Linked DNA regions of Homo sapiens: regions 1 and 3 are each linked to region 2. The links are chromatin loops, found by intact Hi-C in ENCODE. Cell type or tissue: GM12878. All regions are shown on one strand.

What was found. Hi-C counts contacts between places; a loop is a spot of excess contacts. Peaks named below come from ENCODE experiments on the same cell type or tissue, not always from the same donor. Only the 100,000 strongest peaks of a DNase experiment are listed, where the experiment ranks them.
Region 1: it touches region 2 in a loop (2.7-fold over the local background); 4 of 110 quality-filtered maps call a loop at or near these places.
Region 3: it touches region 2 in a loop (5-fold over the local background); 6 of 110 quality-filtered maps call a loop at or near these places.

The regions. Positions count from the first base shown.
Region 1 is chr6:149,211,879-149,214,378 of GRCh38, reverse strand. No RefSeq gene overlaps it. Among named protein-coding and RNA genes, the nearest start is that of TAB2-AS1, 44 kb to the left of the region's middle. RefSeq lists an enhancer at 1,168-1,287. In GM12878, no CTCF peak of the experiment used is centred here; a DNase peak (open chromatin) is centred at 1,352; H3K4me3 peaks cover 609 bases; H3K27ac peaks cover 757 bases.
Region 2 is chr6:149,081,050-149,083,549 of GRCh38, reverse strand. No RefSeq gene overlaps it. Among named protein-coding and RNA genes, the nearest start is that of UST-AS2, 50 kb to the right of the region's middle. In GM12878, a CTCF peak has its summit at 1,111 (motif pointing left); no DNase peak of the experiment used is centred here.
Region 3 is chr6:149,140,071-149,142,570 of GRCh38, reverse strand. LOC124901426 (a long non-coding RNA gene) reads right to left here and starts at 2,422. Exons shown (of 2, transcript XR_007059807.1): 1 at 2,272-2,422. RefSeq lists an enhancer at 1,846-2,075. In GM12878, no CTCF peak of the experiment used is centred here; DNase peaks (open chromatin) are centred at 1,520 and 2,210; H3K4me3 peaks cover 1,257 bases; H3K27ac peaks cover 1,921 bases.

The DNA.
Region 1 (2,500 bases), 130 kb before region 2:
GGCAAGACTGGATGCAGGGAGACTTGCTGGGAAGTTTTATAGTCATCTGGAGACTGTGACATGGACTGTGGAGACAGCCATGGTGATGGAGTGAAGTGGATTGCTTTGGGCTATATATTGGGTATGGAGTTGACAGCTGATTTGGACATATTGGAAAGGGAGAGGAATTGTGTTTGCCTCCGAGTTTTCGGGCCTGAGCAGTGAAGATGGAGAAGAGCAGGAAAGAGCAGGTTTTTCTGTGTCAGATAAGTTAAGTTTGAGATGCCTGTTAGATGAGTAAGTCAATGTGCTTTTATGTGCAAGACTTGTGGTATAAAAAGTAAACTACATAGATAACATGAAGAATCTCAGTCACATGATTGTAAAGGATTTCTTAAGGCTATTGCTGTGTAAGTGTGATAACATGTCAACACTCAGGGAAACTCTAAGGTGGTTATTAATTTTGGAGGCTATGATGTGCGCAGGAGAGTAGTAGAAGAGATACAGGAGAAGCTGGTGAGAGCCAGCTCATGAGAAGCCTCGTAAGGAGATGATGGGGGAACTACTGAAAAGATTTGAATGAAGAATGATGTGACCACATTGAGTGTTTTAAAAATCATTGTGAATGCAATATGCAGGAAAGATTGGAGGGACGTGAGGCTGGAGTCAGAGTGAACAAGGAAGATTTATTGCCATTGGTCCAGGTGATGGATGACAAAAGCTGGAACTCAGCTGATGACCACACAGAGGAAGCAGAGTGAGCAGATGCAAAAGATTTTCAAAAGACAGATGTGACTGTATTCGGGGATCTTTTGGCTGTGAGTGTGACAGTTTTCAGCGTGGGCGCCTGGGTAGATGCTGGGGCAATCAAATGAGATCCAGAGCATAGGTCCATGAGGACAGGGGTGGATCTTATTCTATTCTGTTTTTCTGGTGCCAACCCTTGTGCCCGTTTTCACTCTGAGGAGCTGATTGGCTTTAGCCTTTCCACTAAGTTCTTCCTCATTCAAGAAAGCCTTGTTCAATGAATTAGCCGAGAGCTAAATGGGATACCTGGGGCAACAGCAACATTTAAGAAGGCATTAAAGAGACTTGGTAGGTGTTAGGGGAACCAGAAACCTGGAGAACCAGGAACCAGCAGAATGGAAAGTGAAGAAATGGTCAACAGCCGTACTGAATGCCAAGGGAAGGTCAAATGAGACAGGGATTTACAAGTGTTCTTCAGGTTAAGGCAGCAGCAGTGTTAACCAGAGCAGCTTCAGTGGTGCAGCGAAGGTGGAAGCCAGGCAGTGGTGGGTGGAGGAATGAACAGGACAGGAAGTGGAAAATACTTGGCTGAAAAACTTGTGGGCAGTGTGGACAGAGTTGGGAGTTTTCTCACTCGTTTCTCAGTTTTCTCTGTGAATTAGGAGGAAGCAGATAGTCTACTGAAGCTGAAGGAAGCCATGTGGAAGATTTAAAGTCAGCAGTCAGTTGAAAAAAAGAGTTTTAGAAAACTCAACTTTGAGAAGTAGAAAACTTTGATAGAGACTTGAGTTTGACCTTGAGTTAGCCAAAGTGCAGAGACATGAAGTCTTCTACTTGAGGTCATAGAATATGTCTCTGTCTGAACTCAGAATTAATCCTGGGGGGAAGAGGGTACACTTGAATGCCTCTGCTCTTGATTTTGAGCTTGGTACCTTTGGACTTCGGTTTCATTTAGTATTCCAGGTCAGGTCAGTTTGTTGTTTTCCGTTTATAGGGTTGATTCACTTTAGCACTTCCAGTAAACACAGAATAGCTTGCATTTGGACTTCTATCCACTGCTGACACCAGTAGAGGCTGGGAGGCTGTTAGGCATTCTAAGTGCGGCCCTTCAGAAAGAGACGTTACACTCTTGTTTCTTCTGATAGATGTTGGTAGCTGTCCAGAGAAAAGTTAAAGTTCCCATTGCTTTTTCCAGAAAGAGTAATGGGGAGCCCTTGTGTTCCAGCCAACAATCCCTCTTCTCAATAAAACAAATAGGTTCTAATGCTGGCAGCGTTCGAAGCTGTTGCTGAGAACATAAAGGCTGCTCTGTCTCACTCCGTGGTAAATATACAGCAAACATTTAACTCATTACTAGATAAATCACACTGAGATGACTCAGAAGAAGATGTGTCTGGTACCGGCTTTTAATTTTTTTTTAACCTTGATGAATATATTTCTCCTTTCTTGACTAATTCATTCGCCAATACTTAACTAAATGTATTTAACAACAGCAATTTAAACAAGGCAACTAATGAGAGAGATGAATTGTTTAAGGAAAATATGTGGCAGAGATTCTTCATGCTCACCCAGTGGTCAGGTGTCCCTCTCCCTTTCCAAGCCTTCATGGGCCAGGTGGGTCTTGGACAATTCTGGCCAATGGGAAAATGGACAGGAGTGAGATGAACATTTCTAGGTAGGCCTGGCACTGAAAATCTTCCTGTGGATCCTCTAGCTCTCTTTTCCCTTCTATGATGATCATGGAGACCATGTGCTGTAGTTGGAATATATTTAA
Region 2 (2,500 bases):
ATGTGACCTCTTGAAAATCAATTTGCCTCTTTGAGCCTTAGTTTCCTAATCCATATAACCATCTACACAGAGATTAGAGATCTGCAAAGAAGTAGGCAGGGCTGGGGGAGATACACAGGGTGCTAATTAATTTAGAAGAAGGAAAATGATTTCCTCATGTCACTTTTGTGTTCTGAAATGCCCAAAGCTTCCTCATTGCCCTTATAGTAAATAAAAATTTCTTCCAAAATTTTTAGCAATCTGGCTCAATCTTATCTTGCCTCCTACAAGCAATAAAAAGAAGCAAGAGCATGTTACATTTGAGTGTGCATCCTGGTTTTGCTCCTTACTGTGCTGTCACGGGCTCATTGTTTAACTTCATGGAGGCTTTGTTTCCCGTTATACACATAGGGATGACAATGCCTCTTTCTTGCAAATCTGCTGCAAGGGCCGAGTGATATTTGTGCTTATGATCTGCCTTGCTATTATCTGCAAATTCCGCTGCTCTAGCTCAAATCCCACATGAGGTCTTCTCCTTACTGAGGTCTTTACTGACCTCCCATGTAGCCCCTATGTGTGCCAATAAATTTTTGTAGATGAAAATAATTTAAACTGAAAGTTACCTGAATCCTTTTCTAGTGTGGCCGGCCTTGATAACGGGGCAATGCCTCTTTCTTGACATCTTCCTATATCCTTGTTTTTTGCATTAAACACACTTTCTACTTATCTGTATTGTGGCAATTATGGTATTGCCTGAAGGTTATCTGGGACAGTCATCACATGGGTCACCTCTTGATTACTGAACCAGAATTGTCATCATGTTTTAGTTATACAACAAACTCAGGAAAGATGATCTGATAAAGACTGATTTTAAAAATACAACGCTAATCTAAAAATAATAGCAACAAAACTTAAATCAGGCCAGAAGACCTGGGAACGCTAATAACTTATTGATCAACAGTGTGTATGTACACTGGTAAATGTACCAGGTAAATGCACCAACCATGAGTTTCTTCTGGGCCATACTGCTTTAAAGCAATAAAGGAAAATGAGCAAGTGAGAGAGAGAAAGGAGGTTTGGAAAGAACTTGTGATTTCTTGAGTAAATTGTTATGGATACGGCGCCCCCTAGTGCACTGAACAACACAGGTGCCCCAGTGTGTAGTAGCTGAGAGCTCCGGAGCTGAGCAATCTCATCCCCATCACCAACCTTACTTGAAACACCTGCGATTTCTGTTTCATCATAGCTTTCCTTTCCACTGCACAAGCAACTGTAGCCCAAGGAAGAAAGGGGGACAGATGTCCTTTATTTGGTTGGATTTAAGCACTGATCCTCATGGGAGTCATGAATTAATTCAAGGTACCCAAATAATATTGAAAAGTATAAAAAATTTTACCTTGAAAAGAGTTTCTACTTTTTCCCGAGATAGAGGAATGTAATTAGGAGAATAAGCAAAACTGAAAGATGATTCCTTGTTATTTTCTAAAAATGTTATTTGTCCCCATCTTCTTTTTATCAACATGTTCGTCATCTGATGCAAATATATTTTCTTCAAGCACGATGCACGGACCAAAATTGAACCACAGCAAGAGGAAAACAAGTCTTCCAATGAGGAAAAATGTAATCCAATAATTTGCATTAAAGCATTGTTTCTCAAAGTGTAGTCTCCAGAACACTAGTTCCACAGGATATCAATGGGTCTTATGCAAATAAGGGTTTCATGGCAAATACTTTTGAGAAATTTGAAATTCAACAAAAGATCAATTAATTTTTAAAAATGCTTCAGTATGCATGAGTCCTTAGTATACTCTGAATATACTACCATACTGTGTAACACCACACTATGAACTGCAGCACTTCCAAAATTATTTAACACGATTTTTTTTCATGCCTATCTCACACACTTGGTTCATGAATTATCCTTTGAGAATACACATTGGACTAGAATTTCACTAGTTTCCAAAGATGGACACCATACAGGAAAGTGTGCCAAAAGGAGAAAAAGCAAATAGTAAATTTGATATGTGCAAAACTTAAGGTGACTATAAGGAAGTTTGTGGTCAGTGTCTTAACTCTCTTCTGCATTTGAAAGATTAGTAATACAACACATTAAAGTTTTTCAACATGGCAGTCCTATGGGGAATCAACCATGCTGGAAACATCACCAGCCCACAAAATCATTGCCAGATTTTTCCCACATCACAGCAGTAACACTACTTCTGAGAATGAGAAATGACCCTCCAAGAAGTTTAGTACCCCCGTCCTGCCAGGTTTCCAATTTTTACTAACACTTTTCTTTGTGCACAACCTGTATTAATTCACATGGATGTTTTAGGCTCATTATTACCATTAGTCATGGGATCACAGATACACACAGTAGTTTAAATAAGTTAGAGGAAGCCTGTATTTAGTACAAGCTGTGAATTAGAGCTGAATCTTCTAACTTGCAGCTAGACAAACTCGTCCCAAAGAATGCTTGAGAAAAGTGGAATTCCACAGACTGGTTTATCTTGGATAATGG
Region 3 (2,500 bases), 59 kb before region 2:
ATTTCAAAGGGAATAATTTTTAGTATTTCAACATTGGGTGTTTACTGTCATTTTTTTGTGAAGGTCTTTGATCAAACTAGAAAGTTTTCTTCTATTCTTAGTCTATTGCATATTGAATGTCATTGAATGCTTTTCCTGAATCTCTATGATGATTAATTGGCCCTCTTTAATCTGTTAGATCCGTTATATTAATAGATTTTTCTGAGTTTGAACTAACCCTGCATTCCTAGAATAAACCTAACTTGATTGTGATATAATACATATTATGTAGGATTATATTATATAGAATTCAGTCTGTCAATATTTTGTTGAGAGTTTTGCTTCTATTTTTAATGCATTAGTTTTTTTTCCTGATTTTACAAATTTTGTAAAATAAGTTGAGATAATGTTTTCTCTTTTTCTGCTTGCTGGAAGAATTTGGTAAGATTGAAAGTATCTATTCCTAAATTTAGTGAGAACTCACCTGTAGAACCATTTAGGCTTAGAGTTTCTTGTGGGAAGATTTTTAATTACTGACTTAATTTTGTTAACAGTTATCAAGCCAGTCAGATTTTCTATTATTGCCTGAGTCATTTTTGGTAATTTATATTTTTCTGAGAAGTTGGCTGCTTCATATAATTTTTCAAATTATTTTTATAAACTTATAATATTCTTCTTTTATCTTTATAATTACTGCTACATCTGTGGTTTGGTCCTCTTTTTATCTCAGTCTTAATATTTTTTATTTATAACTTCTCTGTCTTTTCTTGATCAGTTTTGCTGGAAGTTTATCCATTTATTAGTGTTTTTAAAGATATAACTCTTAGCATCTTGATCCTCTTTATAGCTTTTATGTTTCCTATTTTATTAACTTCTTCTCTTGCCTTTATTATTTCTTTTTCCTACTATCTTTGGGTCTATATTGTTTTTCAAAGTTGACTTCTTAAATTGAATGTTTAGTGCAGTCATCTTTAATTTTTATTTCTTAAATATAATCAACATAATGATTATAGAAATTTATAAAATAAGTTGCCTTATCTGTATTGCTTTTTTTTCCCTCTACTAGTTTGGAAGTTATGCAGTTTATTTCTAGTCTTTTAGTGTATCCCTAGAATTTTTTCATGTATATTTAATCAATGTGTCTAATGTTAGTGAATATTTTATTCTCTTGAATAATCTAAATATATCCATATGCTTTTCCTTCAATTACCTCTCAATCAATTTACATGCTATTATTGTCAGCAGGTAAGAACTATATTTAACTCAGTCTGGTTTTTATTTTCTCATCTCCATAAATTAGACATTGTTATCTCTAAGTTACTCCATGATTAAAAAAAAGTCATCACCATTTTGGGTTCCAAGGTAATTATTGCAAGTCCTAATTATTGCAAGACTTATACTGGCCTTCATTGTCCTAAGGAGTGCAGACTTTTAGTCTAGGCCTGATTTGGAGGATACCAAAACTATTTTAAAAATCAAGTCTGTGAAACTATTGCTGTTTCTGAGAACTGTTTACCTCAGACAAATTTCCCCTTGATTGAGATGATCAAACAACGGCTACTCTCTCACCCTTTCCTGTTTTCATACTCTGACACATACTGTGTTTTCTTTCTAATGAAACAAGTCTGGGGAATTTTCTAGTACCCCTAAAAACCTGCTTTTAAAAATAAAGTTCATGAAATATTTCCCCTCTTACTGGGATTCCACTGATTTCCACTGGTTCCCTTTCCTTTCCTTGCACCTGAAGCCTTGGGTCTTTACTGGCAAATAAAGTATTTGGGTAAGGCATGAGATATTTAATATGTGAAAACAAAAAGCCTCAGTAAATAGTGGAGATGTGGGCTTTACTTGTCAGAGTGCATTCCATGTGTTTCCTGAGTAAACGTTTCAGAAAAACCCTTAAAGACAACAGACTCTAATCAGGCCAGCACAGCACACACACACAAAAAGTCCAAGTGAAAGCGTAAGATAAGAGAGAATTATGACTATTCTCTCTAAAAAGGAAAGCTCTATTTCTGAAAGTGTAGAGTCAAAACAGTTGAATTCTTCATCCTTACAGTCCTGCTGGGAGTGAAGAACTACCAGATTTCTGACCCGAACAAGAGCAACGACCTGCCTCCAAGCTGTCGGACTCTAAAACTCATGCCCTGATGCAAATGACCCTCTCAATGGATCCCTGGTACACACGTTGGGTTCCTTGATTTTGGTCTCACTCAAAGTTTATTGTGTGTCAAATTTATAAAAAGGGAAAAGCCCGTCTGTGACCAGATGAAGAGACAATGCAAATCTTACCTGGCTATGACGGTGCTGGATCACAGCAGGCCTGCAGGCCCTCAGGGAGGCAACGTAGCTTCCCTGCAGACGTCCTGCGGGTGCTGGGGTGAGAAGACAACAGGCCTTTGGAAGACGTGGCTGCAAAGTCAAGCCACAAAGTGACAATGATGACCTCTGACTGAGAATTAGAAGACTGAAGGGAGAATGTTAAAATGTGGTCAAGATTTTGATTGCAAAATCTACACTC